Regions from separate parts of the Homo sapiens genome. Here region 1 is linked to region 2. Evidence: read pairs that join two places in POLR2A ChIA-PET (ENCODE). Cell type or tissue: PC-9. All regions are shown on one strand. Each heading gives the region's core, and the rest is flanking DNA. Links, peaks and the distances in the headings are about the cores only. Region 1 overlaps STX5 (syntaxin 5). Region 2 overlaps EEF1G (eukaryotic translation elongation factor 1 gamma).

What was found. ChIA-PET counts read pairs that join two places held together with the same protein. Peaks named below come from ENCODE experiments on the same cell type or tissue, not always from the same donor. Only the 100,000 strongest peaks of a DNase experiment are listed, where the experiment ranks them.
Region 1: POLR2A ChIA-PET joins it to region 2 with 17 read pairs; 4 of 35 experiments call an interaction of 5 or more read pairs at or near these places.

Annotation. Positions count from the first base shown.
Region 1 is chr11:62,811,352-62,814,259 of GRCh38, reverse strand. All of the region lies in intron 10 of STX5 (syntaxin 5), which reads left to right. Among named protein-coding and RNA genes, the nearest start is that of NXF1, 7.4 kb to the right of the region's middle. In PC-9, for the core only: no CTCF peak of the experiment used is centred there; no DNase peak of the experiment used is centred there.
Region 2 is chr11:62,559,336-62,562,243 of GRCh38, reverse strand. EEF1G (eukaryotic translation elongation factor 1 gamma) reads left to right here. Exons shown (of 10, transcript NM_001404.5): 8 at 1,790-1,962; 9 at 2,051-2,175; 10 at 2,407-2,648. The coding sequence ends at 2,565. Among named protein-coding and RNA genes, the nearest start is that of MIR6747, 6.3 kb to the left of the region's middle. RefSeq lists enhancers at 51-593, 1,685-1,804, 2,220-2,762. In PC-9, for the core only: a CTCF peak has its summit at 1,530 (motif pointing right); a DNase peak (open chromatin) is centred at 1,423; H3K27ac peaks cover 2,262 bases.

The sequences.
Region 1 (2,908 bases), core at 120-2,619, 250 kb before region 2:
CAGGAGGTGGAGGTTGCAATGAGCCAAGGTTGTGCCATTGCACTTCATCCTGAGCAACAAGAGCGAAACTCCATCTCAAGTAAATTAATTAAATTCTTCCTCTTTTCTGAGCATCGCTATAGGCTTTAATTATAGGTTTTAATGTATTGGTTGTCTTATTATTAGTTAGGGCAATGATTATTGTGAGTGCTCAAGTTGTTCCAAATATGTCTGGTGGGAGCCTAGAGGGTTTAAAAGGCTGAGAGAAAATAAAGGTATGTTAGCATGCCAATGGAAATGATGCAACGGATAAATTTAAAAATGATAATATAGGAGAAAGATGGGAGAATTCTTGAAATGATGTCCTTGAGAAGGTGAAAGGAAGTGGGCTCCGGGGCATAAATCAAGGCTTGGCTCTAAGAGGAGCTGGCGATAGGTGGGAAGACAGAGGCTATTGTAGCAATGCTCGGGGTGGAGCGGCATTTATCTTCAGACCACTTCAGTCTTCTCAGCTCATTAAGAAGAAAAGCCAGTAGAGGAGAGGAGGTGTAGGAGGTTTTAGGAATCCACTCCTGCCCACTTGATCTTATCCCTTTAGCAGGGTCCAACCCTGATTGATCTTTATTCCCCACGGTATCTAGCAGAGTGCTTTTACTCTACGTTGTTGATCATGTGAAACTGAGTGAACACCTACATTTGTATAAAGCCGGTTTCTGAACATCAATCCACTAAGCAGCCTCACACATTTAACTGGCCAAGGTAAAAGAAAACACTTGGAGATTCTGATTCGAGAGATGTGAATGGAGTGGGCTTTTCAGGGAGCTTCATTTTTACAAATTCCATAGGGGGTTCTGATGAGCATCCAGGTTTGGGAACTACTGATTAAAAGAAAGTTTGTTTATTCAACTACTATATGTTGAGCACCAGCCATTTATAAGGTACCGTGAGTACAGCTGTCTTGATCCTAGAGTCAGGAGAATTGACTGATTTTTTTTGTTGTTGTTTGTTTGAGACAGTCTCACTCTGTCACCCAGGCTGCAGTGCAGTGGCATTATCTTGGCTCACTGCAACCCCTTCCTCCCAGGTTCAAGTGATTCTCCTGCCTCAGCCTCCCGAGTAGCTGGGATTACAGGCATGCACCACCATGCCTGGCTAATAATTGACTGATTTTTTTTTTTTTTTTTTTTGAGACGGAGTCTCACTCTGCCACCCAGGCTGGAGTGCAGTGGCAACCTCCGCCTCCTGGGTTCAAATGATTCTTCTGCCTCAGCCTCCCAAGTAGCTGGGACTACAGGCACGAGCCACCATGTCCGGATAATTTTTGTATTTTTAGTAGAGATGGGGTGTCACCATATTGGCCAGGCTGGTCTTGAACTCCTAGACCTCGTGATCCGCCCACCTCGGCCTCCCAAAGTGCTGGGATTACAGGCGTGAGCCACCGCACCCGGCCTAATTGATTTTTATCTATTTCAGCTGAGACCTAGGGAACCCCTTGCAGAATTATGCCATAAACACCATAGCTCCCTGAGCTATGTTGTATTTTGAATATTAGAATATTAAGTCTGGGCGTGGTGGCTCACGCCTGTAATCTCAGCTCTTTGGGAGGCGAGACAGGCGAATCACGAGGTCAGGAGATCGAGACCATCCTGGCTAACACGGTGAAACCCCATCTCTACTAAAAAAAATACAAAAAAATTAGCCGGGTGTGGTGACCGGCGCCTGTAGTCCCAGCTACTAGGGAGGCTGAGGCAGGAGAATGGCGTGAACCCAGGAGGCGGAGCTTGCAGTGAGCCCAGATCACGCCACACGCCACTGCACTCCAACCTGGGCAACAGAGTGAGACACCGTTTCCAAAAAAAAGAATATTATAGAGTCAGTGAAACAGAATTATAAAAGATATGGAGGGCCAGGCGCAGTGGCTCATGCCTGTAATCCCAGCACTTTGGGAGGCCGAGGCGGGCGGACCACCTGAGGTCCAGAGTTTGAAACCAGCCTGACCAACATGGAGAAACCCTGTCTCTACTAAAAATACAAAATTAGCCAGGCATGGTGGCGCATGCCTGTAATCCCAGCTACTCTGGAGGCTGAGGCAGGAGAATGGTTTGAACCCGGGAGGCGGAGGTTGCTGTGAGCTGAGATCGCACCATTGCACTCCAGCCTGGGCAACAAGAGCAAAACTCCATCTCAAAAAAAAAAAAAAAAAAAAAGGTATTTGAGTTCTTTCCTCAATCCATATACATCTAAAATAAAGTTATAGCATATAGGCAACTTTACATTCTAGTCTTCCTTGAAACAGTGTCATAAGTATTTTTCACTGTTAGCATGTGTTTGCTCATTGGTTTAGCAAACATTTGTTGCTGCTGTGAGCTAATCCTGCTGGGTCTGAGGATAAAAGGGTGAAAGACCATTCTGGTCCTCCTGGAGCTCACTAGTAGGAGAGACATAAGTTGACAGTGACAGCTCAGTATGATAGGGCAAGAAGAGAAGGGGATGAGGCTGGGTGTGGTGGCTCATCCCTGTAATCCTAGCACTTTGGGAGGCCGAGGCAGATTACTTGAGGCCAGCAGTTCAAGAAAGCCTGTGCAACACAGAGACCCCGTGTCTATTAAAAAAAAAAAAAAAGGGATGAGAGAACTCAGAGTAGGTACTGCTCCTAGATGGGGCCAAGGGGCCTTCCCAGAAGTGATACCAAGCTAAGACTTGGAGGGAATGCCAGCCCAAAAAGGGGAAAGGAGAAGCTGTTCCATGTGAGGAAAAAACAGCACAGAAATGAGAAAGAACTTGGTAGATACAGGAGTGCAGAATTATTCAGCATGGCTGGGGGAGTGGTGAGAGGCAAGGCCAGGTCACAGATAACCTGTGTGTCACAGCAAGAAATTTGGTGTCAGGGAGAGAACATAAGAAGAAGCAAGCGGATTGATGCTGGGTG
Region 2 (2,908 bases), core at 102-2,601:
TGGTTTAGGAAGGGGAGGGGAACTCAAATGCAATAATTTTACAGAGGTAAAAACATGCAAGAATCAAAAGAAGCAAAATGGTTACAGAGAGATAAACAATTTAAAAGACAAATGGTTACAAAAAGCAACCGTACCAGGTGCAGGGCTCTAAATCCTTCATTATAATTAGATATGGGGCTATGCGGGACACAACTCAAGGCTTTATGTTGTTATCACTTTGAGAAAAATCCTGGGAACTTCATACATTGTTTGTGCCAGTACCTTATCAGTTAATTGGGCTCCTTTGAAATGCTGAGGATCTGCTTAACACAGGTCAACTCCTTGTGGAAGGGGGTTGGGTGAGGAGCCCTTAGTGTCTTGTAAATTAAAGGGTCAATTGGAGTTTGTCCGGCTTTCCCAGCTAGAGAGAGAGTCTTATTTACATGAGAAGCAAGGCTAGGTGGTTAAAGAGACAAACAGGGAAGATTCAAAGTAGTGAGTTAGAGTAAAAACAAGGTTAGGCATTTAACACATGTATGCACACACACATATATGTGTTTTTTGGTTGTTTTTTTTTTTTTTGTTTTTTTTTTGTTTTTTTTTTGAGACGGAGTCTTGCTCTGTTGCCAGGCTGGAGTGCAATTTCGGCTCACTGCAGCCTCTGTCTCCTGGGTTCGAGCAAGTCTCCTGTCCCTGCCTCCCGAGTAGCTGGGACTACAGGCGTGTGCCACCAATTTTTTTTTTTTTTTTTTTTAGTAGAGATAGGTTTTCACCATGTTGGCCAGGATGGTCTTGATCTCTTGACCTCGTGATCCGCCCGCCTCGGCCTCCCAAAGTGTTGGGATTACAGGTGTGAGCCACCCTGCCTGTCCTTTTTTTTCCCCCCAGACAGGACTCTTCCTCTATCGCCCAGGCTGGAGTGCAGTGGCGCGATCTCTGCTCACTGCAACCTCTGCCTCTCGGGTTCAAGCTATTCTCCTGTCTCAGCCTGCCACCACGCCCAGCTAATTTTTGTATTTTTAGTAGAAACGGGGTTTCACCTTGTTGGTCAGGCTGGGCTTGAACTCCTGACCTGAGGTGATCCACCTGCCTTGGCCTCCCAAAGTGCTGGGATTACAGGCGTGAGCCACCGCATCTGGCCAGTGTATATGTTTATAACTGGAAAGAAAGAAAACAGAGCACCAATCGTGGAGGGAGTGACCTCTGCTATATTGATGCTGGCATTCTTGGCTCAGTATGCCAGATTGCTTTTAAGATAACCTGAACCTAAGGGCTTTCCAGCATCGGAAAACCTTGGAAAAGACTAAAGCTTGTTTATAGGCAGAGATGGACTAAAGGACATGGGTGTAAGATTTGGGGTGGAGGCCCTTTGAGAATGTTCACTGCTTACATTCCTGTTACAGCTTGTGTAACCTGAAGAGGCCTGTATGGTGGGGGGGAAGAGACTTGGGTGAGTCAGTGACTTAGTGTGGTTCATGGAAAACAGCCTGGGGAGGGCCTGAACAGGGAAAAAGAAGTCCTCACTCTGTCTCCACCTGGGGGCAGCAGTTAGCCATGCCCTTCCTGGGGCAGGTCTCAGAGTCCCACTTTGAGTTCCACCCTCCACATGCCTTGCATACTTATGCAGAGGAGTGTCCTAGGCCCCTGTTCAAACCCCTTGAGCTTACTTCCCTCATAAGGTCATACACATCTGCCAGCACAATGACCATTTCCTTTATATTAGTAAATTTTAAGTGAAAGCACCCTTCACTTCTCTTAGCCTGGCAACCTTCCTCCTTATTGATTGACCCCTGTGCTTTCTTCCTCTTAGTACCTTTGTGTTGGATGAATTTAAGCGCAAGTACTCCAATGAGGACACACTCTCTGTGGCACTGCCATATTTCTGGGAGCACTTTGATAAGGACGGCTGGTCCCTGTGGTACTCAGAGTATCGCTTCCCTGAAGAACTCACTCAGACCTTCATGAGCTGCAATCTCATCACTGGTAAGAGAGTGGGTCTGAGAAGGAAGGAGAACAAGGTGTAGCAAGTGCTGTGATTCCAAAGGCTGAATGTTCTCCCTTGCCGCTTCAGGAATGTTCCAGCGACTGGACAAGCTGAGGAAGAATGCCTTCGCCAGTGTCATCCTTTTTGGAACCAACAATAGCAGCTCCATTTCTGGAGTCTGGGTCTTCCGAGGCCAGGAGCTTGCCTTTCCGGTGAGGAAGGTGGAGGAGAGGAGTCTCTTTAGGGTGGGGCAGGGATATAAGAAGCACTGTGTTTTATTTCTGAGTTGATGGATGTTTAGGAGGGTTCAGGAATGCTTATAGGAAGGAGCAGTTCATGTTCACAGGAGACCTGGGGTCTGATGACATGTGTTTGAGCTGGAAGTAACACAGGTGTGGGGTGGTGTCTCATAACTTGACCACATGCTGGCTTTTTATCCCCAGCTGAGTCCAGATTGGCAGGTGGACTACGAGTCATACACATGGCGGAAACTGGATCCTGGCAGCGAGGAGACCCAGACGCTGGTTCGAGAGTACTTTTCCTGGGAGGGGGCCTTCCAGCATGTGGGCAAAGCCTTCAATCAGGGCAAGATCTTCAAGTGAACATCTCTTGCCATCACCTAGCTGCCTGCACCTGCCCTTCAGGGAGATGGGGGTCATTAAAGGAAACTGAACATTGAACCCTTTCCTGTCCTGCCTCCTTTGTGAGTGGTGGCGTCTTCAAGGGGAGTAGATATGTTGAAGCAGGGTACTTTCTGTGTTCGCAGTACCTCGATATGCAGGAGAGAAGACTTCAGAAGAACAGAAATAGAGGCCTGTGTTCACTTGTGATTTTAATTACCCTGCCTCCTACGGTGATGACTGTCTTCTAGCTGGGAAAGAGCGGAAGCAGTTGGGGCGGGTAGTGACATGGGGCTTTGTGACTACCTAATTCTTAGGGATCAGA